Regions from separate parts of the Homo sapiens genome. Here all the other regions are linked to region 1. The links are chromatin loops, found by intact Hi-C in ENCODE. Cell type or tissue: GM12878. All regions are shown on one strand.

Region 1 (8,000 bases):
CCACAACCTCCACCTCCCAGGTTCAAGGGATTCTCCTGCCTCAGCCTCCCGAGTAGCTGGGATTACAGAGATGCGCCACCACGCCGGCTAATTTTGTGTTTTTAGTAGAGACGGAGTTTCTCCATGTTGGTCCGGGTGTTCTCGAACTCCCCACCTCAGGTGATCTGCCTGCCTCGGCCTCCCAACGTGCTGGTTTTACAGGCGTGAGCCACTGCGCCTGGCCCAAGGATGGCCTTTTAAAGTTCCTTTGATATTGGGCAATGTCCCTGGCCACCTAGAACCCTATGAATTCAACACCAAAGCTATCAAAGTGGTCTACTTGCCCCCAAACACAGCACGTCTAATTCAGCCTCTAGATCAGGGGGTCATAAGAACCTTTAAGCTTCATTACACATGGTACTCTGTGGAAAGAATTGTCAATGCTATGGAAGAAGACCCCCAACAGAGGGAACGTCATCAGTGTCTGGAAGGATTACACCATTGAAGGTGCCATTATTGTTATAGAAAACGCTGTGAAAGCCATGCAGCCCAAAACAATAAATTGGTGCTGTAGAAAATCGTCCAGATGTTGTGAATGCCTTCGTAGGATTTACAACAGTGCCAATCAAGGAAATCATGAAAGAGATTATGGATGTGGCAAAAAGGGTGGGGAGTGAAGAGTTTTGGGCTATGAATCTTGGAGAAATTCAAGAGCAAATAGACACTACACCAAAGCAATTAACGGAAGCCAACTTGATGGAGATGAGTATATCTGAACCAGTGCCGGACTGTGAGAAAAAAGATACAGAAGTAGCAGTGTCAGGAAGCAAATTGACATTAGACAATCTAGCAGAAGAGTTCTGATTTTTCAAGACTGCTTTTGACTTCTTTTACATGAACCCTCCTATGATTTGGGCACTGAAACAAAATCAAACAGTTGCAGAAGGATTGGTACCCTTATAGAAACATTCTTAGAGAATGGAAAAGCAAAAAAGACAGAAATTATGACGTATTTCTGTAAAGTTACACTAAGTGTGCCTGTTTCTCCTGCCTCCCCTTCTGTCTCCTCTATCTCTGCTGCCTCTGTCATCCCTGAGGCAGCAAGACCAAGCCCTCCTCTTCCTCCTCCTCCTCAGCCTACTCAGTATGAAGATGACAAGGTGAACACCTTTATGATTCTCCACTTCCACTTACTAAATAGTAAATATATTCTTTTCCTTTTGATTTTCTTAATAAGTTTCTTTTCTCTAGCTTACTTTATTGTAAAAATATGGTATTTTAATACATATACAGAATATGTGTTAATCAACTGTTTATGTTATCAGTAAAACTTCTGGTCAATAGGAGGCTATTAGTAGTAGTAAAGTTTTTGGGGAGTCAAAAGTTACACACAAATTTCCAACTGTGCAGGGGATTGGCACTGCTTACCCACATGTTGTTCAAGGGTCAACTGTATATTATTATAGTTAACCTTTACACTAATATACATATATGAATTAGCCTTTGTGTAATTTCCAATTTTTCACTTTTACAAACAATGCTGCAGAACATTTTTAGAAATAATTATTTGTATTTTTTAGTATCTCCGTGGGAAAATTTTATATATGAACTTTCTGATTCAAGGATATGTATATTTTAAAAACTTTTGGTTTTATTGTAAAAATAGTACTTACTCATGAAAAAATGAGAAATATGGAAGTATGTAAAGTACAAAATTAAAGGTTCCCTCACCACCTATTTCAGTATGCATCCCTGAAATATGTATTTCACATTGTTGAAGAAATTACCAAATTGCTCTCTCAAAGGTTGTGCCTGTTGATTCCATCACCAATATATGAAAATACCTGTTTGTCCACTTTCTTCCTAACACAGGTTATTTTCAATCCTTTAAATATTTTCAAATTTAATTTGCAACTTTTAAATATTTTGTTATTATGTTTTATAGAGACAGGGTCTGTCTCTGTCACCAAGGCTGGAGTGCACTGGCATGATCATAAATCACTACAGCCTTGAACTCCTGGGCTCAAGTGGTTCTCCCACCCCAGCCTCCCAAGTAACTGGAACTACAGGTGCACACCACCACACCCAGCTAATTAAAAAAAATTTTTTTTACATTTTTGTAGAGACGGGGTCTCACCGTCTTGCCCAAGCTGGGCTTGAACTCCTGGGCTCAAGCAGTACTCCCACCTCAGCCTCTCAAAATGCTGGGATTATAGATATTAGCCATTGTACCTGGCCTAATACTGTATTTTAAATTTGCATTTGCTTAATTATTAGTGAGACTGCACATCTTTTTAATTTTTTATTTTTCTGAGACAGGATCTCATTCTGTCACCCAGGCTGGTGTACAGTGGTGTGACCTCGGCTCACTGCAGCCTCTGCCTTCCCAGCTCGGGTGATCCTCCCGAATAGTTGGGACAATTTTGTCTAGAGATGAGGTCTCACTGTATTGCCCAGGCTGGTCTCCAACTCCTAGGCTCAAGCAATCCTCATGCCTCAGCTTCTCAAAGTGCTGGGATTACAGACATGAGCCACTGCACCTGGTCCATCTTTTCTTTGTTTAACTTTTTAAATGGTGCTTCTGTTCGCTACCTGTTTTTTTCTTTTGCCTATTTGCTACTAGGTTGTTTATCTTTTTCTTATTAATTCGCTGATATGTGAGGTTTTGTTTTATGAAGCTTAATCTTGCTGGACATAAAATTATTGGCTGCTAGGTTTTTCTTTTTTCTTTCATCACTTTGAAAATGCCATCCCATTCTCTTCTGGCCTGTGAGAGTTCTGCTGAGAAGTGTGCCATTAGTCTGATGGGGTTTCCTTTATAGGCAACTAAGTGTGCTTTTCTCTTGCCGATTTAAAATTTTTTTCCTTCACTTTGACTTTAGACAGTCTGATGATAATATGCTGTGGTGAAGTTTTTTTTGCAGTTTATTTTCCTGGGGATTGCTGGGCCTCCTGTAGCTGGATGTCTAAATCTCTTTCTTGACTTGGGAAATTTTCATCAATTATTTCCTTAAATAGGTTTTCAGAACTTTTTGCATTTTCTTCCTCCTTGAGAATACCAATAATTCGTAAGCTTGGTTGCCTTATGTAGACCCTAATATCTTGATGTCTTTATTCATTCTTTTTTCCTCACTTTTGTCTGATTATGTTATTTCAAAAGACTTGTCTTCAAGTTTTGAGATTCTTTTTTTCTGCTTAGTCTAGTCTATTTTTGAAGCATTTCAAATGTATTTTGTAATTCCTTCAATAATTTTTCAGACCCAGAATTTCTGTTTGTTTTTGAAATCTGTCTCCTGTAAATTCCTCATGTGCATCCTAAATTGATTTTCTGATTTTCTTTATATTAGTTTGCAGATTTCTCTTGCATCTCATTGAGCTTCTTTAAAATCAATACTTTGAATTATTTATCGACATTTCAAGGATTTTTGTTCTGCTTAGGATCTATTGCCAAATAATTATTTTGTTCCTTTGAGGGCGCCATAATACCTTGCTTTTTCATACTTCCTATATGTTGATTTCTGTGTATCTGAAGATGTGACTATGATGCTGATTGGGTAGGGCCATTTGTCTGCATGAAGTGACAAAGACTTTGTATGATTTCCTTGGATATACATAGCCTTAATGCGGTAGCTTTCTTGAATGCTGGTTGTAGTGGCGTACCAGGCAGTGAGCAGACACACAACCTCCTGTGCAGCTGTGATGTCATGGGTGATAGGGGCAGTAGTTGTGAGAAGCTCTTCTCTTTCTCAAGTGCTGTGCTCTTGTGTTAATTGTTGCAGTGGGCTCTTCAGGCTGTCCCAGAAGGTGGATTGGGCCATGGAACCCCCAGGGGCCTGGATCCTGCACCCTATCTTGGAGTGGGGGGCAAAGCTGGAATGGAGCTAAGTTAGCTAGGCCTGCACTCAGACCACCTACCCTGATGGGAGTGGCTACCTACCCTGATTTAGGCCTCTGGTAAAATACCTGGGTTAGGGCTGACCACTGTTATGCTGATGTCTCAGCCTGGGAAGGGAGGGTGGTTCTAGCTTCACAGCCTTGGCTGGCAGACATGGGACCTGCTTCCCTCTTACACCCCAGTCTTGGCAAGGTTCATGCCCCCATCTCAACTATGTTAGCCAGTCTGGCTGTTCACTTAGTCACTACAGTTTGCTTCTCGTCTGCAGTGCAGTCTTGGGCTATAGGAGTCACTGTGCAGCTCAATACTACACCTCTCTGGCACTTCTCCTCCTCTGGTCCATGGGTGGGGTTGGGGGGAGCCCAGTTTCAGCACCAGCAGCTGGAGCCCATACCACACTCATTTCTCAGTTCTGGCTGTGGGAGCCCCTCCCACAGGTTTCAGTTCCCCAAGCCCCAGCCTGAGTCTCTCTACTGCCAAAGACTGCTGCTGCTGTGGCTAGCTCCCAGGCGTGTGAGGTGCAGCTTGCTAAGTAAGAGCTAGGAAAGAGAATAGGGTCCTGCTGTAGGTGTCCAGTCTGAAGGAATGCCTGGGATACTTCCTCAAGCAGTTCCTTCTCACAGTCTCCTGGCTGCTCCGCATGTTAGATCTAGGGCTTAGAAGGGGCAAGGTACTTTCCTGTGGTCTGGATTGCTCGATTCCCTAGTGGGAAAGTGGACCACAGAGAGATATGTACCCTTTTCCATATTGGGGATTCACTCCTGGTTTTTGGCCGGTCCTGGCCATACGGGCTACCTACCTTCCTTCTTCTCAGATTTTGGAGTTTCTTTTTGCTTTTCTGTTGGACTCATTGCTTTTCATGTCAAACATATTATCATGGATAATATGTTCAAAGTATGATTGTCTACACACTATTTTGGTTCTTCTGAGTTTATGAAGTGTGCTAGAAAAGCCTCTAGTCAGCCATCTTGGGCGAAAAAAATCTCAAGATGTATCTTTTTCTTAATGATTTGTAAGAGTTCTTTTTAAAAGTCTTTTTAAATTTATTCTATTTATTTTCTAGAGACAGGGTCTTGCTCTGTTGCTCAGGCTGGAGTGCAGTGGCATGATCATAGCGCACTATACTTTCGAATTCCTGAATTCAAGCAATCCTCCTGCCCTAGCCTCCCAAGTAGCTGGGACTACAGGCAAAAGTTCTTTATACATTAAGGGACTTTGCTTTTTTACAAATATATTTTTGGTCACCCTGTATTTTGGGTTTGTTTATGATGTATTTTGGCACCCAGAAGTTTTTTATTTTTCTGAAAAATATTTTATACCAACCATTCTTTCAAAATTATAAAACCTAGATCAACTTTCATAGCTGCTTTTCTCGGCTAAAATTAAGCTAAAAGGACACTTAATAAAAGGGGCAAGGATAGGGGATCATGGGAGGAGTTAATAAGAAAGCATCATGCAGCCCAAAGTTTAACACTTCCACTTAAAGATGCAGGCCAACAGGGCTTTTTTGCTTAAGGTGTCTCAGCCAGCAGCAAGATGGCCTACTCATTTGCCCTCTCAAAGCCAGCTCATTATAGAATTCCGTAATAATCTTGCCCTGACCTTACTACCAAGGCTGCTGTTTCCAGGTCAAGAATCTCCCTTCTAGTGCTCATCATTAATGAGGTAATACCAGTGAAATGTCCCTCCTTGCCCCTGCCCTTAGGTAAAGCTGACTCCCAGTGTGGCCAATACAGTCTCTATTTGCCTAATATGGATGACATTTTGGAAGCAATTATGTGTATATTAGATAAATCCTGTCTACAGGCTAAATGTGAGTGACAGTCATATATACATAACTAGGAAAACGACTAATCATAAGCAGGAGTTGTACAAGATGTGCTTTTGTTTATGATTAAAAGACTGCTGATTAGAACTAGGGTGTTGGAAACATCTGGTCATTCATTACTCTGCTTAAAAGCCTGTGATGAATCCCTGTCTCATGCAGTATATAGGCCAAACTGCCTACCATGGCACATGAGGTCTTTCACATCCTGCTCCTAACCTATTTTTTCAGTCAGCTAAACACTATGCTAAGCACTTTCATTTCACACATATTTATTGAGTACCTGCTAGTTACCAAACATTGTTCTAGGTTTCGGTGTTCGTTGTCCCTGCCCTCACAGGCTTTCTGGCTAGTTAGGGACACAAAGAATCCCACATAACCAAAACAATCTATAGAGTAGTCAGGGTGGACTTTTTCTGAGAAAAACGCATATATAAACTGAGACCAGAAGAGTGAGAAGGAACTAGTCCTAAGAAGAGATGGGAAATGAGGGGAAGGTGTTCTAGGCAGTGGGTACAGCAATGGCATTGAACTTGTAGTTTGGGTGTTCTAGGAACAACAGAAGGCTGGCACAGCCAGAGCTCAGGGGAAGGGAGAAGACCCCAGTGAGTTGCTGTTAAACCTGTGGGTAGGGGCCAGATCACATAGTACATCGTAGAGTATAGTAAAGGAATTCAGATGCAGCACAATGAGGTACCTGAATCGGGGTTTGGCCTGGGGTTGGGCTGGCGACAAAACTGTGTAGTGGTTTTAAGCCTTATCTAATTTATCTGCATCACAACTCTCTGAGGCAGGTATTACTAATAACCAGTTTTATGGATGAGAATCCTGAGGAAGAAAGTTGGGTAATTGTTCAAGGTCACACAGTTGGAAAGTATTGGAGCTTCTGGATCTGTCTAACTCCAGAGCCCATGTTCTCAAATGTAATTGTATATACAGTCTAATTGGTTTATTTTGTAAGTAAGGGAATTGAGATTCAGAAAAATTAAAAATAAACTAGAATGATTAAGAGGATGTGAGGCACTGTTTAAAAAATTTATGCTCTTCTTCCATCTGGAAAGATGAAGAATGAACTTTTGATCTGGTGGAAGCTTCTAACACTATGAGGCACCTGAAGAGGGCAATGCTGACTTATTCACTACAAAAATAGCTTAGGCATCTTTTGAAGCTTCAGATAAGTAATTCACAGGTCAAATAAAAGGAAGTGCTTTTGATACAGTTGGTAGCTGATTATTTCAGATACAGATTAACAATGTTTCCAGTAGCTTTTAGGAAATCTGTAGAACAAGTTAGCAAAACAGAAAACCTCTTCTGTATAAAGCATACTAAAATACTGATGAAAATGTCTGTAAGAGAAGTTTAAATAACTAAGAAAATGAGGAAAAAATGAGTACAGGGAAAATGAAATTTTATAATAATAAAAAAAGAAAGCAATTTTAGTTGTAAGTTTTATAATATTTAAACATTTTAGTTTTATATGTCTTAAGAAATACTTAACTCATGGATGACGTTTTTTAATATAACTGAAAAGCCACTATAGAGGGGTAAAGGAAATAATATCCTTTCTTAGTTTTTACAGACAGAATGAAATTCTTATTTCTAGAGAAGTCCATCTTGATGAAGAAAGTGTGGTCAAGTCACTGCCAGGATGCCGGCTTGACATCTGGGGAAAAGGCTGAGGCACAAGTTCTTTTAGAGTCTTTGTTTGCTTATGCTGCATTTTTCTCTCAAAATACCCTCTCAGCGTATACAGTTGGAGTACCTGTCACTCAAGAAAAAATGTCCTTTAGTTCATGAGATTTTTACAACCTAAAATAGACTGACAATCAATTTTGATCTTTCTGTTATGATTCCCATTGTCCTGTCAGTTTCTCTCAGTCATACTGAGAACCCGACCACCCAATTTGGATGATTTTCTCTATCAGTTCAATCATACCACTTAACATCTTAGGGCTGTCAGATTTAAGGGAAGCAAAGTGTACTCTTGATCTCTCTAGATGTTTGGAAATTACTGAATGAGAATTTCATAACCTTTTTTTTTTTTTTCCAAGACGGATTCTCGCTGTCGCCCAGGATGGAGTGCAGTGGCACAATCTTGGCTCACAGCAACCTCCACCTCCAGGGTTCAAGAGATTATCCTGCCTCAGCCTCCAGAGTAGCTGGGACTACAGGTGTGTGCCACCGTGCCCGGCCAATTTTTGTATTTTTAGTAGAGATGGGGTTTCACCATGTTGGCCAGGCTGGTCTGGAACTCTTGACCTCAGGCAATCTGCCCACCTTGGCCTCCGAAAGTGCTGGGAT
Region 2 (8,000 bases), 88 kb after region 1:
CGATCTCGGCTTACCGCAACCTCTGCCTCCCAGGTTCAAGTGATTCTCCTGCCTCAGCCTCCCGAGTAGCTGGGATTACAGGCATGCACCATCATGCCCAACTAATTTTCTATTTTTAGTAGAGACAGGGTTTCATCATCTTGGCCAGGCTGGTCTTGAACTCCTGACTTCGTGATCCGTCCCCACTCGGCCTCCCAGTGGGATTACAGGCGCGAGCCACCATGCCCAGCCTATTTTTCTAATTTTAAAAGTAATACATGTACATTGTAAAGACAGTTTTCAGGAAATACAGAATAGTATAAAAATAAATGAAAAAGCATCCGTCAGCCGGGTGCAGTGGCTCACACCTGTAATCCCAGCACTTGGGAGGCCAGGGTGGGTGGATCACCTGAGGTCAGGAGCTTGAGACCAACCTGGCCAACATGGTCAAACCCTGTCTCTACTAAAAGTACAAAAATTAGCCGGGTGTAGTGGCGGGCGCCTGTAATCCCAGCTACTCGGGAGGCTGAGGCAGGAGAATCACTTGAACCTGGGAGGCTGCAGTTGCAGTGAGCCGAGATCACTCCACTGCACTCTAGCCTGCGGGACAAGAGTGAGACTTCGTCTCAAAAAAAGAAAAAAGGAAAAGAAAAAGCATCCATCATACCCAGAGAGATAACTGGTATTAACTGTCATACATTGTTCTTGATTAACCACCTTCCCTTCCCTCCATGCTCCGTGTGTGTGTGTGTGTGTGTGTGTGTGAGAGAGAGAGAGAGAGAGACACAAAAGGAGGGGCCTTGTGCTATGATTGCTGTTTAGTCTTTACTTTTAACTTGACAGATTGTGAACACTTTCCCTTTTGGTAAGTAAAAAGTCACATAATCATATAATGGCTACAGAGTATCCCATTGTGTAGACATAGTATATTTATTTAAATTAGTTCCTACTGATGGCCATTTAAGTTGTTCCAACAATGCTATAATAAACATCCTGTGCCAAACATTTTTGTATATTTGTCTGATTATCTCATTGGGATAATGTGACTCTAGAAGTGGAATTTATAGGTCAAAGACCAGGCACACTTAACAAAGGTTGTAATAGCTCCCACCCCTCACCCCCTCCACAGTGTATGAGTGCCCTTTTCCCTACCCCCGTGCCAGTCCTGCTGTCTGGAGATTCTGCCTTAGACTGGAGCACAGTTCTGAAGGACTGCTGTCTTTCTCTCTGCTTCATCACCAAGAAGTCCTTTCTGGAAGAAGTGGGAAGCAGGAAGAAGCTGCTACACTTTGGCCTCTGTCCTGGACAGCCCTCAGGACCATGACCTTTTATCAACCAACCCGCTCTTCCACCACCAACAGACACCTGAGAAGATAGCACAGGGGAGGCCCGGATGGATCGCTCAGAACTTAACTATGGGAGTCACAGGAGCAATCATTTGGCCGAAGGGAAACCTTTCTACTTCCTCTTCAGTGCCAGTTTAACTTGAAGATGTCATTTGCCTAGAGTAAAATAAATACAAAATGTAATACAAAACAAAAATCTTGTTCATTGATGTAGACACTATGTTTAGAACAGTAGTAATTTTTAAAAAAATATAACCGTATGGGGCATATTTAATTTGTGCTTCCTGTTAGAGAAATCTCCAGGGTTGACCAGTCTTTATTCCAGGGGAGCTCTGTATACTGAGCTAATGACTTCTGAGAGCTTCTTGTCAGGCCATGCCATGAAATGAGTATGGGCAAAGTGCAAAGGAGTGCTGTGTTGTTGCTGTTGTTTTTTAGACGGAGTCTCGCCCTGTCACCCAGGCTGGAATGCAATGGCGTGGTCTCGGCTCACTGCAACCTCTGCCTCCCGGGTTCAAGCGATTCTCCTGCCTCAGCCTCTGGAGTAGCTGGGATTACAGGCGCCTGCCACCATGCCTGGCTAATTTTTGTATTTTTTGTAGAGACGGGGTTTCACCATGTTGGCCAGGCTGGTCTCAAACTGCTGACCTCGTGATCCGCCTGCCCTTGGCCTCCTAAAGTGCTGGGATTACAGGCGTGAGCCACTGCGCCCAGCCATGTTGTGTTGTTTTAAATGTGCTCAGTGGACTTTCTTTTTGTTGTTGTTGAGACAAAATCTCATTCTGTCACCCAGGCTGGAGTGCAGTGGTGCGATCTTGGCTCACTGCAACCTCTACCTCCCAGGTTCAAGTGATTCTCCTGCCTCAGCCTCCCAAGTAGCTGGGATTACAGGTGTATGCCACCATGCTCGGCTAATTTTTCTGTTTTTAGTAGAGACGGGGTTTCACCATGTTGGCCAGACTGGTCTTGAACTCCTGACCTCAGGTGATCTACCCTCCTGGGCCTCCCAAAATTCTGGGATTATAGGTGTGAGCTACCTCGCCCAGCACACTCTTATGAGTTTGTGGTTTGAGTTGCAGGTAATGTTTACAGCTCTTTATTTTTACTGCTTATCATCTCCTCCCCATTCTCTCATAGTTTTCCATTTTGATCACTGCTCCGACTTCTGAAAGCTTTCTTTTCTGATTTATCCATTTTGCTCTTACGAAAGAATTTACACCCTGACTGAGGAGAGTAATTTGTGGCCACCAGCCAGGTTCTTTGTGGACTAACAGCTTTGATTTTTATTTGTAGGTTTGATGAGAAGAGGGCAGTGCAGCAGCTGAGAGCATGTGGTGTCCTGGAAACCATCCGAATCAGTGCGGCCGGTTTCCCCTCACGGTGAGCCTGGCATTTTTCAGATGTAAGGGATCCTAATGGGAGAAGATCCTAGTTCTTTAAGTAAACTCAGATGGTTTTCTTTTAATAGGTGGACTTACCAAGAATTTTTCAGCCGCTACCGTGTCCTAATGAAGCAGAAAGATGTGCTGAGTGACAGAAAGCAAACATGCAAGAATGTGTTAGAGAAACTGATACTGGTGAGAATGATTTCGCTTACCGTCATCTGAGCAGAAGGCCTTGTGGTTCTGACCTTGGAAAGCCCCGGGAACTTTTGTATAACATTTTACTAGTCCAGATCATTTCGGGGTGGGATCAGAGAGGGGCACACTACTGTGTTTAGGATGCTGGAACTAGCGAGGATGATAGTCCACCGTCAGGAGGCAGAGCTGTGAGGCCTGGACCCACATTTGAAACACATTCTTCTTAGACAGCTTGATTATTATTGATAAAAGTGTACCTAGTACTTACATCTAGAAGACACCAGGCCAAATGCTGTGTGATTAAGAAAAAATAAAGCTTGTTCTCAGGTAATATAGTCTTACTTGGAAAGTAATACTTTTTAAAGACGAGTATAATATTTAACTGTAGTGTCTATATCAAATGCTGAATGAATGGAACAAGAAATCAGGGGATGACAAAGCGACGTCCAGCTATGGGAAGGAGAGATTTCATCAAAGAGGTGTGTTTTGAGTCAGGCCCTGAGAATGGGTAAGGTTATGCAAAAATGGAAGGAGACTATTATAAGAGGGAGTAAGAGCAGGGTAAGCATAGGGTTTGCTCAGAAAACAGTTTTTTGCAGTGTGAGATTTGTGTATGGGACAGTAGAGAAATGGTTAGGAAATGTAGGTTGGTGTTACAGAGAGTCTTGCAGACCAGGCTAAAGAGTTCTCCAACTTTACTGTGACCTGGAATGCTTGTTAAAATACAGATTGCTGGGCCCCGCCATCAGAATTTCTGATTCAGTAGGTCTGAGGTTGGGCCCAAGAATTTGTATTTCCCGGGTGATGCCGATGCTGTCTGAGGACTATATTTTGAGAACTACTGATCTTGGTCTTAGAGAATTAAAGATTCATGAAAAGTTTTTAAAATAATATTTTCACTTGGTTAACACTATCCTAGATGGAGTACCTCACTTTGAGCTAATTGATCATAATTACTAGCTGTGAACTAAATGTGATGCCTTTTTTTTGTTAATAATATTTTTTCCTTGAAAGAGCTAAGGCCACTTCCTCAGCAATGCTTTTTTTTTTTTTTTAACTGGGGCTTTTTGAGTTTGCCCCAATTCCCTTCTTTTTTTTTTTTTTTTGAGACAGTCTTGCTCTTTCACCCAGGCTGGAGTACAGTGGCATCTCGGCTCACTGCAACCTCCGCCTCGTGGGTTCAAGCCATTCTCCTACCTCAGCCCCCCCAGTAGCTGGGATTATAGGTGCACACCACCACACCCAGCTAATTTTTGTATTTTTAGTAGAAACAGGGTTTTACCATGTTGGCCAGGCTGGTCTTGAACTCCTGACCTCGTGATCTGCCCGCCTCGGCCTCCCAAAGTGCTGGGATTACAGGTGTGAGCCACTGCGCCCAGCCTGCCCAATCCCCTTCTAACCTGTGTTCAGGTGGGAATGTAGAGCAGAAAGTAGGAACAGGCCTATTCCTGGTCCTCTCACCCAGGCCATTTCAGGCCTGGATCAGGGCTTTGTGGGAATTTAGTTAGGCAGAGGAGGCTGAAAGATGGAGGCAGGGTTGGTGTGAGGTGTGAAGCGGGATGCGGGTAAGGACCACTTTTCTAGCTAGGTTTCCAATGTAAACTTTATTGATTTAAATTGAAATAATTGTAGATTTTTTAGATATATGTGGATGTGTCAGATTTTTTGGTTTCATATATGAGATAATATGAGATATCTACTCATAGGGAAAAATGATTTTCTCTGTTTTCCCTTAGACTTTCAGATCACATGGCCAAGCATGGTGGCTCACGCCCTTAATCCCAGCACTTTTGGAGGCCGTGGCGGGCGGACTGCTTGAGGCCCAGCGTTTGAGGCCACCCTGGCCAATATGGTGAAACCCTGTCTCCACTAAAAATACAAAAATTAGCTGGACGTAGTGGTGTTTACCTGTAATCCCAGCTACTCAGGGGGCTGAGGCAGGAGTGTCGCTTGAACCCAGAAGGCGGAGGCTGCAGTGAGCCGAGATTACAGCACTGTACTCCAGCTTGGGAGACAGAGCGAGACTCATCTCAAAAAAAAAAAAAAAGAATTCCAGGTCACAGTAATGATTCTTACATATAAATTCCATTCTTTGATGCAAGAATGATTAATGATTTGCATACTTCTAGATAAGGTGAATCACAATGTAATATAAATTATTATGTTTTTGTAAAAGGAGTTTGAAAGGATTTTTTTTTTTTGAGACGGATTCTTGCTCTGTTGCTAGGCTGGAGTGCAGTGGCGCGATCTTGGCTCACTGCAACCTCCACCTCCTGGGTTCAAGCAATTCCCCTGCCTCAGCCTCCCAAGTAGTTGGGAATACAGGTGCATGCCACCATGCCCGGCTAATTTTTTGTATTTTAATAGAGACAGGGTTTCACCATGTTGGCCAGGATGTTCTCGATCTCCTGACCTCATGATCCGCCAGCCTTGACCTCCCGAAGTGCTAGGATTACACACGTGAGCCACTACACCCGGCCAATTTGTAGGATTTTAAACATATTTATGGGGTTTTGTTAGTTTGTTTTCAGATATTATTGATAAAGCCAAGAGCTAACTGTTTAGAAACATAACTCAATATGAATACCCAAGGATTTTGGTTTTTGGTTTTTGAATTTTATTTCATAAACGTTTCTTCCTGCCTTATTCTTCACACTGGTGTTTTTGTCCCTTCAGCTTCTCATGGAATATACAGCCCGCTGTAATCCTTACAACCTGGGTCAGTCAGAGAGAGTCAGCATCTCCATTTCCTTGAGATGTTTAAAACACAAACAAGCAAATAATAACTGCCTATAACCCACAACCAAGTTTTGGGCCTCAGATAATAATTCCAGGTAGAATAATTCTGGAAAATAACTCTTAAACTGCAGTTTTTCTTAAAATCCCTTCTATTTGCTCAACTTGCATAGGATTAAAAATCTGGCTCCATTAGTTAATTGTGATGTAGCCCAAGTTTTAGCTAATAGAGTCATTCCTTTACTGATTCTGCTTTTAGACATTTTTTCTTTTAAATTTCACTTATATGATTATTATTTCTGAATATACAATTTCTTCCAAAAATAGGACAAGGACAAATACCAGTTTGGTAAGACAAAGATCTTTTTCCGTGCCGGTCAAGTGGCCTATCTAGAAAAATTGAGAGCTGACAAACTGAGAGCTGCCTGCATCCGGATCCAGAAGACCATCCGAGGGTGGCTGCTGAGAAAGAAGTACCTACGCATGCGGAAGGCAGCCATCACCATGCAGAGATACGTGCGGGGCTACCAGGCCCGATGGTAGGTCTCCTGGGGACAGAGTAGAGTGCCCATCTAATTCACTGTCCAACCAAGGACAGTTTTGACTGGTCACCATAGCTGAAAAGATAACACCTCACCTTTTCTTAGTTCCAAGGGACAACAAATTAACTCATAGGACAGCTAAATAGAATAAAATTTCACTCAGCCTTATGAATGATTCAGATTTATCTTCAAAACATTTACAAACTGCTGCTTACTTATGTCCTCAAAATTTTTATTTTTGATACTTTTATATTGGGCTTGAGGAAATCATGTATCAATTAAAACAGTCGTGAATATGAGCTAGGTAATAATGACTTCATTGTATAATTTTTGGGAGCAATTAACTGAGAGGGTCTGGAAGAGAATTACACTTTAGTGTGATTACTTATTAGTTTAATTTTAATTGAGAAGTATAAGTAGAACTGAATTAATCATGAGCTTATAGCCTAACAAAATCAGGAAAAATATGGTAGATGAATAATGGCTAGATCCAAGAAAGCTGGTGATAACTAAGTATGAGATTACTGTGTATGTCTGTCTGTTCTATAAAGAGGCATGGCCTGGGGTAAATGGATCCTGTTGTAGAAAGAATGAATTTTTGTGAATTTTGCTTTCTTGTAAAATCTGGCAATGTGGGCCATCCTACTTTCCAGAGTTAGGGAGGGCTCAAATGAGATAATAAATGCAAAAATACTTTGGGAAACTATAAATTGCTATACAAATGTAAGTAAATATAAATGTTGACTTAGCATGCACATTATTAGAATAATACAATGGAGGTACTATTTATGCCTAAAACAGTGACACTCTTTAAGTTTCTCTAATATGTATTCCTGCATTTTTTTCTGATTACTGACAACATAATGTTATTTTCTTTGGCCAGCTATGCTAAGTTTCTGCGCAGAACCAAGGCAGCAACCATCATTCAAAAGTACTGGCGCATGTATGTGGTCCGCAGGAGGTACAAGATTAGACGAGCTGCCACTATCGTTCTTCAGTCTTACTTGCGAGGCTTCTTGGCCAGAAATAGGTATCGCAAGGTGAGGCATTATTTTCAACTTTGTTTATTCATTCTATTAGCATTAACCAAATTTCACATCTATACAGAGTACCACAGGGGCTACAATGAAGGTAGGAACTGTATGGGGACAACCAGCTATTGAAATGCATATTTATTTATTTTAAAAAATTCTTTTTTAGAAATAGGATCTCGCTCTGTCACCCTGGCTGGGGTGCAGTGGTGCAGTCATAGTACACTGCAGCCTCAAACTCCTGGCCTCAAGCAGTCTTCCCACTGTGGCTTCCCAAAGTGCTGAGATTATAGGTATGAGCCATTGTGCACATGCCCAGCCTGAAATGCATTTTAAAATACTAAATAATCACATACAGTTATTAACAAAACAATGGGAAAAAAACTTTTACCTCCTTCTTTCTCTTTGTTTATATAATTTGAAAAAAAAAGTATGTTAGTTTACTGTGGCTGCTATAATAAATTATCACAAACTTGTTACCTTAAAACAGCCAAAATTAATTCTCTCAGAGTTCTGGAGACCAGAAGTCCAAAATCATTATCAATGGGACAAAATCAAGTTGTCAGCAGGCTGCTCTCCTTCCAGAAGCTCCAGGGGAGAATCCATTCCTTGCCTCTTGCAGCTTCTGGTGGCTGCCAGCATTCCTGTGCTTGTAGCCACATCAGTCCAGTCTCAGCCTCTGTTTTCACAGCATTTTCTCTTCTGTGTATCTGACTTGACTTCTCCTATCTGCCTCTTATAAGAATAATTATGATAGCATTTGGTTCCACCCATGTGATCCAGGAT
Region 3 (8,000 bases), 210 kb after region 1:
TAGGCTTGCACCTTGCCCAAGCCCAGCGGCCAGAGGTGGACTGAACCCAGGTCTCTGATCAACCACCCCCCTACCCCAATCCTTTTCCGTTCTTGGGTGAGAAGGTCTTGGATTTTCCCCAGCCCTCCTCCAGGAGGTCTTACCCTTCATCCCACCCTGGAGTTGGGTTCTTTTTCATTCTCTCTGCCTGGTCCTCCTTTTCTAAACCCCGGGCTCAGCTCGTGCTGAAACAGCTATGGAGTAACCAGAGTGGAAGCTGGCATGGAGGGCTCTGTGGAGATTGTTATCCTTCAGGCTTTTCTAGCAGCTGGCCCCAGTGCCCAGCCCTTGCCCCTCTCCTGGGACCCACCCTGGTTTCTTAACAGGAGAAGGGGAAGATTGACCCATGAAAGGCATCCTGGAGTGTTCCACCTGGATTGGGGGATCTTCCCCACACCATGGCAAAAAGCAGCTCAACCCCATTCCCCATGCAAAGGGGAGAGCTGAGCTCTGGCCTTCACGGCCCTGCTGCTGCCTCCTGGGGAGGAGGGGGACAGGGCCACACCACGCTGTTGGACTTGCACCCAGGTGGAGAGGCAGCTTTTCCCATAGCTGTCAAATGGGAGACAGTCAAGGGAGCTGCTTTGTTTAATTTAGATCCTAAGTTAATACATATGGCTCCCAATTAATAGTACGTGTCAACAGTTATAAAATGCTTAATACATTACTGGGATAGCCTAGTCAATTATTTACCTTGTCTTCTTCCCAGAAAGTGTTTGAGCAGCCAGTTAAAAGCTTAAGTGAACTTTTAAAAATGGATAGTCCTCATTAAAAATAGTCCTGTTTCATTGTGGTGGAAATACGTAATTATTCTGTTATTCCCTGTTCTTTTGGGTGTTTTTAAGATGTATTTTTAAATGACAGTCCTTTATTTTAACAGTATATTATTTCTTTCTTTTTTTTCTTTTTTTTTTTTTTGAGACGGAGTCTTGCTCTGTTGCCCAGGCTGGAGTGCAGTGGCACCATCTCGGCTCACTGCAACCTCTGCCTCCCAGGTTCAAGCGATTCTCCTGTCTCAGCCTCCTGGGTAGCTGGGACTACAGGCACCTGCCACTACGCCCGGCTGATTTTTTTTATTTTTAGTAGAGACTGGGTTTCACCGTATTAGCCAGGATGGTCTCGATCTCCTGACCTTGTGATCTGTCCATCTCGGCCTCCCAAAGTGCTGGGATTACAGGCGTGAGCCACTGCACCCAGCCATTATTTCATATTTTTATCTAACAGATGTTTATGTCCCAGGCACTGTGTTGGAGGCAGTGGTTGAACAGCATAGATGTACGGCTCCTGCCACCGTGGGACTGAGACTGGTGAGGGCAGCAGGCCGGCAGTAGAGGTTAGGATGAGTCCTGGGAAGGGAGGAAGGTGTGCTGGAGGTTAGCAGAGGGTGGGGACAGAGCAAGGGCAGCCATGTGCAAGGAGTAGTGAGCTGGACGGTGGCCCCCAGGCAGGATCCAGAACCACTGTAATAAGGAATTTGAATTTTTCAGCTATGTGGAAAAACCTGAGACAAGAGTATTTATAAATACACAAAGACTTGTTAGAGTAAATTATTTTAAGATTCCTCTCAAAAATTCTAACAATAGCCTGTTTGCTGCCACCCTTGAGTTCATGATACGCCTCCAAAAAAATCAGCTTTCCTCTAGGCAGCAGGGCTGCAGCCTGGGGCCAAGCCTTTCCCGCCCCCTCCAGCAGCCTCGCTTCTAGGCTAACCCTCGCCTAGGCATACCTGCAACTTTTGAGAAAGCTCTTTTTGACTTGGAAATAAGGAAGCCTCAAAGGAAGACTTAGCATCTTTGAAAGCCAGTAAAGCTGAAGCTGTGAGCTTCAAGGTCTAAGCTGAGAGTGAATGAAGGCTGGTGACTCCCCAGCCTGTCGTGTATTTATGTTCTTTGGACCCAGAGTTGGAAAAACCTGGGTCTGGGGGTCAGACCCCTGGGAATGAGCTCCGTAGCATACCAGTTACGTGACCTCAAGAAAGTCACAGAACCTCTCCAAGCCTTAGTTTCTGCATCTACAAGATGGGGCCTCTCTTGCAGGGTGATTTTGAACATATGATGGAAGAAATTATGCAGGTACCTTGAAAACCATAAGCATGGTTCCAGTGTGAAGTGTTTTCATAGCCAATGTGCCTCTAGCATTTTAAGTCACAGATCTAGGTCTTTCCATGGGTCCTAAACTTCAGATTTTTGTGCCCCAAAATAATGCATTGATGTTTGACATTTTGCCAGGTTCTAGAAAGCCCTGCCCTTGGCCCCAGCTGTGAGCTGCAGAGCTCAGTGAGACCCTTTTTAATCTTCCCCCAGGCCCAGCCCTGGCCTTGCTTCCATGAGCAGACCAGCCTCCGAATCTCTGAGCCACCAAGGCTGCGTGTGGAATGGGGCTGTCAGAGCTGCTATGAATCACCCTGGAGCTGTCTAGAGGACAGTCCAGGTTCTTACCCTGCCCAGGAATTCCAGATTGAGCCAAACCAGCTCAGTCAAGTGAGACTCCCAGGGGACCTGTGATAGGAGCCGGCAGGAACCTCTCAGGATTAGAGCGATTAAGAACAAAGCTTTGGAGGCACCAAGCACTGGGGTCGAATTGCATTTCTGGCACCACTTGCTGGCTGTTGGTCCTCACCATGGTCACTCCTTCTCTGACCCTCGTGTGTGACAGTGGAGTCACAGGAGCCCTTCACATAGGGCTGTGTTAGGGTTATAGGAGGTGACGTGCATAAATGCTGACACCTTAAAAGTGCTCAGCAAGCTGCCTTCCAGCAGGAGCTCATCTGGCCAGGTGGTAAATTTGGTGCCTCTGTTTTGTTCGGCCCACGTTTTGCAGAGTGGGATTATTCACTTAAAAGTCCCAGTTTTCTGACTTTTCTTAAGAATCAATTAATCTAACATCCTGGGCCGCATTCATCCATGGCTACATCCGGCAGGAGCTGAGTAGCAGCTGCCTCCCCAAGGGCTCCTCTCAGTTCTTGAGCTTGCAACTCCAAGGCAACTGCAGAGGCAGCTGATGAAAGTCTGAATATGGAAGCCAGCCATGTCTGTCTCGTCCCTGATGGGGTGTGCTGGGCTGTAGGATATGAAATGACTTTGCCCTTTTCCTCTAGGAGCTATGAAAGCACCCCTTAGGGAGGCAAAATTGTGCTGCAGTTGTGCTGCTCCTCCCCTCAACAGACAAGGAGAGAATAGGAAACCACATTGCCTTCTCATTGGAGGCACAGGCATCACAGTCAGGCAGCTTCGCAGCTAAGTTCTGACACAAGCTGTGTGACCTTTGGCAAGTTTCTTAACCTCTCGGGCTTATTTTCTGACCTATAAAGTCAGAATAATAATTGCCAATATCACTGTTGTTGTGCGGACTACACCATATGGTGACATGCTTATTTTAATGCCTGGCTTGAGGTAGGTGTTTTATACCTACCAGATTTCTTCCGGGGGACAACCAGGAAAAGGGTTATTTATAAACTGACTACTAGGATATCATTAAAACCAGAAGCTTTGAGGGGTATTTAAAACTTGTAGAAGACATAGCAAACGTTTAAGCTTTTAAGTGTCAAAAAATATCTATAAACAAATGCATATGTCTTGCTTCAGGTTATATTTTAACTTGTTTAAATTGTATTTCAGTTTTGAAACCTTTGATGTGAACAGCTTTGAACAATTTTGCATCAATTACGCTAATGAAAAACTGCAACAACAGTTTAACATGGTAGGTGACCTTTCTGCCTTCTTGACTAGTTCTCAGCCGCGCGCGCGCGCGTGTGTGTGTGTGTGTGTGTGTGTGTTCGTGGAAAGAGGCATTCTTCTTTCTTGAGGTTGCAAATTTTTATGCAAGGAGCCTCACGCTGGGTCACTGCACCACCTTGTGGCCAAATCTTGAAATCACACCCTCTCATCTATTTCATCTTTTTTGAATCACCTGCCAATGTGTGAGCCTCACTGCCCTTCTTGGATACAGACCCTCTGTGCAGCCAGACAAAACTATTTAGTTGGTTGCCTGAGGCCTCCACTTTCTTTCGAGCCTCTCTGTCTTTGCACTTGCTGCTTTCTCTGCCTTAACCCACGTGCTCCTGTTATTTCCCCATTGCTTTATCTTCACGTGGCCAACTCCAGCTTGTGTTTTGAGATCCAGCTTCCCTGAGAGCCTCCTGCGATACCTCCTGGCCTCTTCCTATGTGCTTCCTTATCGCAGGCCTGTCACATGGAATTATCATCATTTGCATGCAAGTTTCCAAATAGACTTGGTCACCTGGAGAGGCCAGGACTGGCATTCTTTGTCTCTCTCAGCCCAGTGCTTATCTCGGCACATGCAGCACTAAACAGCAGATGGCCAATGGATTATGGGAATGAGTTTCTCCAACCTTAATTTAGAACAAGACATATATGGTACCTTCCTAACTAACAATAAGATCAAATGTATCATCCCATGGAAACAGACAGGAGATGGATTCCAATTTTTTTTTTCCACTGGGAAGATTTGTTTATTCAAAAGACGTTTTTGAGTGTATACTGTGTATACCAGGTACCAAGTTAAGTGCTGAGGTAGAAAGATGAATAAAACAATTTAAAAAATGTTGAGTAAATGCTACTTGTGGCTGTTTGGGCATTTATTATTGCTATGTGTATTGAATACAATTTCAACCTCTTAAATCAGTTCCCTAGATGCAAGAACTTTATTGAATTCACTTTTGAATTCCCAACAGTACTGACGCCTTTCTGCTCCTAACAGAAGTCAATGAAATTAAAAGTTGATTGAACATCTTTCTACATTGGCCCTACCATGAAACTACTCTCATATTTTTTTTATAATTGCCTCCTTAACATTTATATTTGGCTCTGTTTCTGAAAAGCCATGAAAGCTAAAATGCTTTACTAACTCACATTTTCCCTTTAGCTTACATTCTAAACTTTGGCTACATGTTTATGGGAAGAATGGTGATTCCAGTTCATAATAGAAATCACACTTTAATACCCTAACAGTTACTCCAAGGAAAGGTTATACCTTTGTTAGTGTCCAGTCTTATGCTCCCTCAGAACCCCTGAGGAAAACATAGCATGACGTCTTGGAGAGTGTGGGCTTTGGCTCAAACTAAATTGGGTTTGAATCTCAGCTCTACCACCTCCCTCTGGGACCTTGGGTTCTCTGAGCCTCTGTTTCCTTGTTTTAAAAATGAGTCATCATTACACATTGTATGTATGTGTCAGAATATCACATGTACCACAAAACTATGTACAACTATTATGTATCAATTTAAAAAGAGTCAATAATAACTGTCTAATATTGTGAGAAGACCTAACATTGAATCCTACTCAGTAGAAGTTTCTTTTTTTTTTTTTGGCCCAGAATTAATTCATGTATAACCATTAAATTTCATTCCATTGTAAATTTCATTTCTTTAGCATTTGCAAGGCTCTCCTGGAAGTTTAACATTAATAACTACAGCTGAGGTTTATTCCAAGTGCATATTCAGTATAACTCACCTGAAGTCAAACTCTCTGTGGCTGCTACCCTGTTCCCTGGCTGCAATGGCGTGCTGCTCCCCAACATGTCCACCTTAACCTCAAAGTGACACTTATACCAGATGTCTTGCCAAAAATCACAAATCAGAGGCTGTAATTCTATTTTTTTTTTTTTGCTTTTGTTCTCCTCTCCTGTTCTTCTTCCTCTTCCACTTCCTCCTCCTTCTCTTCCTTTTTCCTCTTCTCCTTTTTCTGAGTCATCCATCAATGTGTAGATCCTCCCAGGAGGGGTAGTATCTTCAATTGTCAGCACAGAAAGCTTTGGGTAGGACTCTCCTGATCTCCAGTCCCCCTCTTCTGGCTGCCACTGGGCCTTGCACCTGATGCCCCCAGGGAGCTCAGCAGTAGCAAGTGTAGAAGTGCCGGTGCCACCTTCTCCTCTCAGCCCGCTTACCCTCCACGTGACTTTCTGTGGTCAAGTCACGCCATGGACCCCATGTCCTGAGCCTGACATTCATCCTGACCTCTTCGCTCCTCTTCCTCCTCCCTGAGTCCCAGCCATCAAGAGCATCGGGCTGAGTCCTCATTGGTCTCACTGCCTCCGGTTCTTCCCTCCTCTGAGCCATCCTCCAGGTCTCATCATAACCCCTCCGCCCTCCAGCGGGTCCTCACTGCTCCTAGAAAAAGGCCATAGGCCCAGAATTCTCTAAGGAGGGTGTGAAGGTCTCAGGTGATTTGACTGTACCATTCTTTGCCACCACATTGCTGCTGTCCTCCTGTAATTTCTAACCTGCTTGAGGTGCGTTTCTCAAGCACCCATTGAGCTTTCATGTGGTTCCCACTGGGATTCCTCCATAGGAGGGTTTTCTTGATGCCCCACCCCACCCCACCCTACCCCACCTCACCACCTGCCAGCCAAACTTTCTTTCATCCTCCATGGTAAGCCTGAGTACATCCTCTGGGAAGCCTCCCTGATACCCTTACAGCCCAAGTGAGTAGTGCACGAAGATCTCTAAGCAGTGGGCTTCTCCCACCGGCCCCGCAGCTAGCATTCTCAGGTAGCTGGCTCCACCCAGCCAGGCTGCATTAGGCCAAAGAGGCTGGATCTGTCCTTGGATAGCTGCTAGCAGGAAGGGGCTGTAGGACCACACTGAGTACCATGTGGTGCTGGTGGTGACACAGGCTGGCCCAAGCCATGTCCTAGGAGGTAGAGACCCACTCAGACTAGGTGGGAGGATGACAGCTAGACTCGCTTTAGGAACTCGGCGGTATTGATCACGGTATGGGCCTTGTCTATACTTCAGGGTCCTTCTTTTTAAACATAAATATTACAGATCAACCATTTACATTTTCCAAATGCTTACATCCTGCTCTTTGGAAACGTATTTTAATATTCTGTTTTACTTTCTGTATTAACTTTGGATTCCCAGCATGTCTTCAAACTGGAACAAGAAGAATACATGAAGGAAGATATACCTTGGACGCTGATAGATTTTTATGACAATCAACCAGTTATTGACCTGATTGAAGCAAAAATGGGAATTCTGGAGTTACTGGATGAAGAATGTTTGGTAACTTTTAAGAATAATTGTTTTTTTCAGCTTTTAAGTAGTAACAGATGAGCATTTTGCAAAGCAGTTTTTTTGAAGTGTGCTTGTGAAGTCCTGATGTTTATCCAGTTGGTTGGATGGATATTAATGCTGGGACAGCATCCACAGCAGGGACCCCAGAGGGCCCACTGGGCCTTTTGCCCTCAGCCTGTGTAGACCACGCTTGGGGAGCTGCACCACCTCTTTTACCTGACTTCCAGCATGGAGGCTGTCCCAAAGTGTATGTAGAAACATGCATGAAAACAGCAAGTGACTCCACTCAAGTTGTCGGTGACTAATAAGAATTGAGTTTTCTTTTACATCCTGATTCTTGTGAGTCATCAAGAAAAATCAACATCGTATGATTCACCAGAAGAGCTTTCTAGAGTTTTCTTCTTACCATTTCCCTCTGGGAAACTCTGAAGTAGGCCAGCCTGGCAGTGTCTCTCATGGGGCCACAAGAACAAATAATCCCAAAGTGAGGATTAATAAGGTTTCGGGGTTAAAGGATTTTTTTTTTTTTTGAGACGGAGTCTTGCTCTATCACCCAGGCTGGAGTGCAGTGGTGCCATCTCGGCTCACTGCAACCTCCGCTTCCTGAGTTCAAGTGATTCTCCTGTTCCAGCCTCCGGAGTAGCTGGAATTATAGGCGCACACCACCATGCCCAGCTAATTTTTTGTATTTTTGGTAGAGACGGGGTTTCACCATGTTAGCCAGGATGGTCTGGATCTCCTGACCTCGTGATCCGCCTGCCTCGGCCTCCCAAAGTGCTGGGATTACAGGCATGAGCCACTGCGCCCGGCCAATTTTTGTATTTTTAGTAGAGATGGGGTTTCCATCTCAAAAAAAAAAAAATCACATGTATCAAGATCAAATTTCGCAACTAGCTTAGTACAAGGAGGTATGCCCTTATTTCAAGGA

Evidence for each region. Hi-C counts contacts between places; a loop is a spot of excess contacts. Peaks named below come from ENCODE experiments on the same cell type or tissue, not always from the same donor. Only the 100,000 strongest peaks of a DNase experiment are listed, where the experiment ranks them.
Region 2: a loop joins it to region 1, with 2.9 times the contacts of the local background. A loop is called at or near these places in 2 of 110 quality-filtered maps.
Region 3: it touches region 1 in a loop (3-fold over the local background); 16 of 110 quality-filtered maps call a loop at or near these places.

Annotation. Positions count from the first base shown.
Region 1 is chr15:52,462,593-52,470,592 of GRCh38, reverse strand. The region is part of intron 1 of MYO5A (myosin VA); the gene reads left to right. Among named protein-coding and RNA genes, the nearest start is that of MYO5A, 62 kb to the left of the region's middle. RefSeq lists enhancers at 4,141-4,430, 4,075-4,830. In GM12878, CTCF peaks have their summits at 4,170 and 6,808 (motif pointing right); DNase peaks (open chromatin) are centred at 4,252 and 5,912; H3K4me3 peaks cover 1,771 bases; H3K27ac peaks cover 4,325 bases.
Region 2 is chr15:52,374,527-52,382,526 of GRCh38, reverse strand. MYO5A (myosin VA) reads left to right here. Exons shown (of 42, transcript NM_001382347.1): 17 at 2,619-2,705; 18 at 2,794-2,902; 19 at 5,969-6,180; 20 at 7,067-7,223. Among named protein-coding and RNA genes, the nearest start is that of MYO5C, 83 kb to the right of the region's middle. RefSeq lists an enhancer at 2,819-3,208. In GM12878, a CTCF peak has its summit at 3,092; DNase peaks (open chromatin) are centred at 2,896 and 3,386; H3K4me3 peaks cover 1,444 bases; H3K27ac peaks cover 4,596 bases.
Region 3 is chr15:52,252,377-52,260,376 of GRCh38, reverse strand. MYO5C (myosin VC) reads left to right here. Exons shown (of 41, transcript NM_018728.4): 11 at 3,657-3,738; 12 at 6,920-7,060. Among named protein-coding and RNA genes, the nearest start is that of MIR1266, 21 kb to the left of the region's middle. RefSeq lists enhancers at 1-177, 2,484-3,060. In GM12878, CTCF peaks have their summits at 3,890 (motif pointing left) and 5,849; a DNase peak (open chromatin) is centred at 3,876.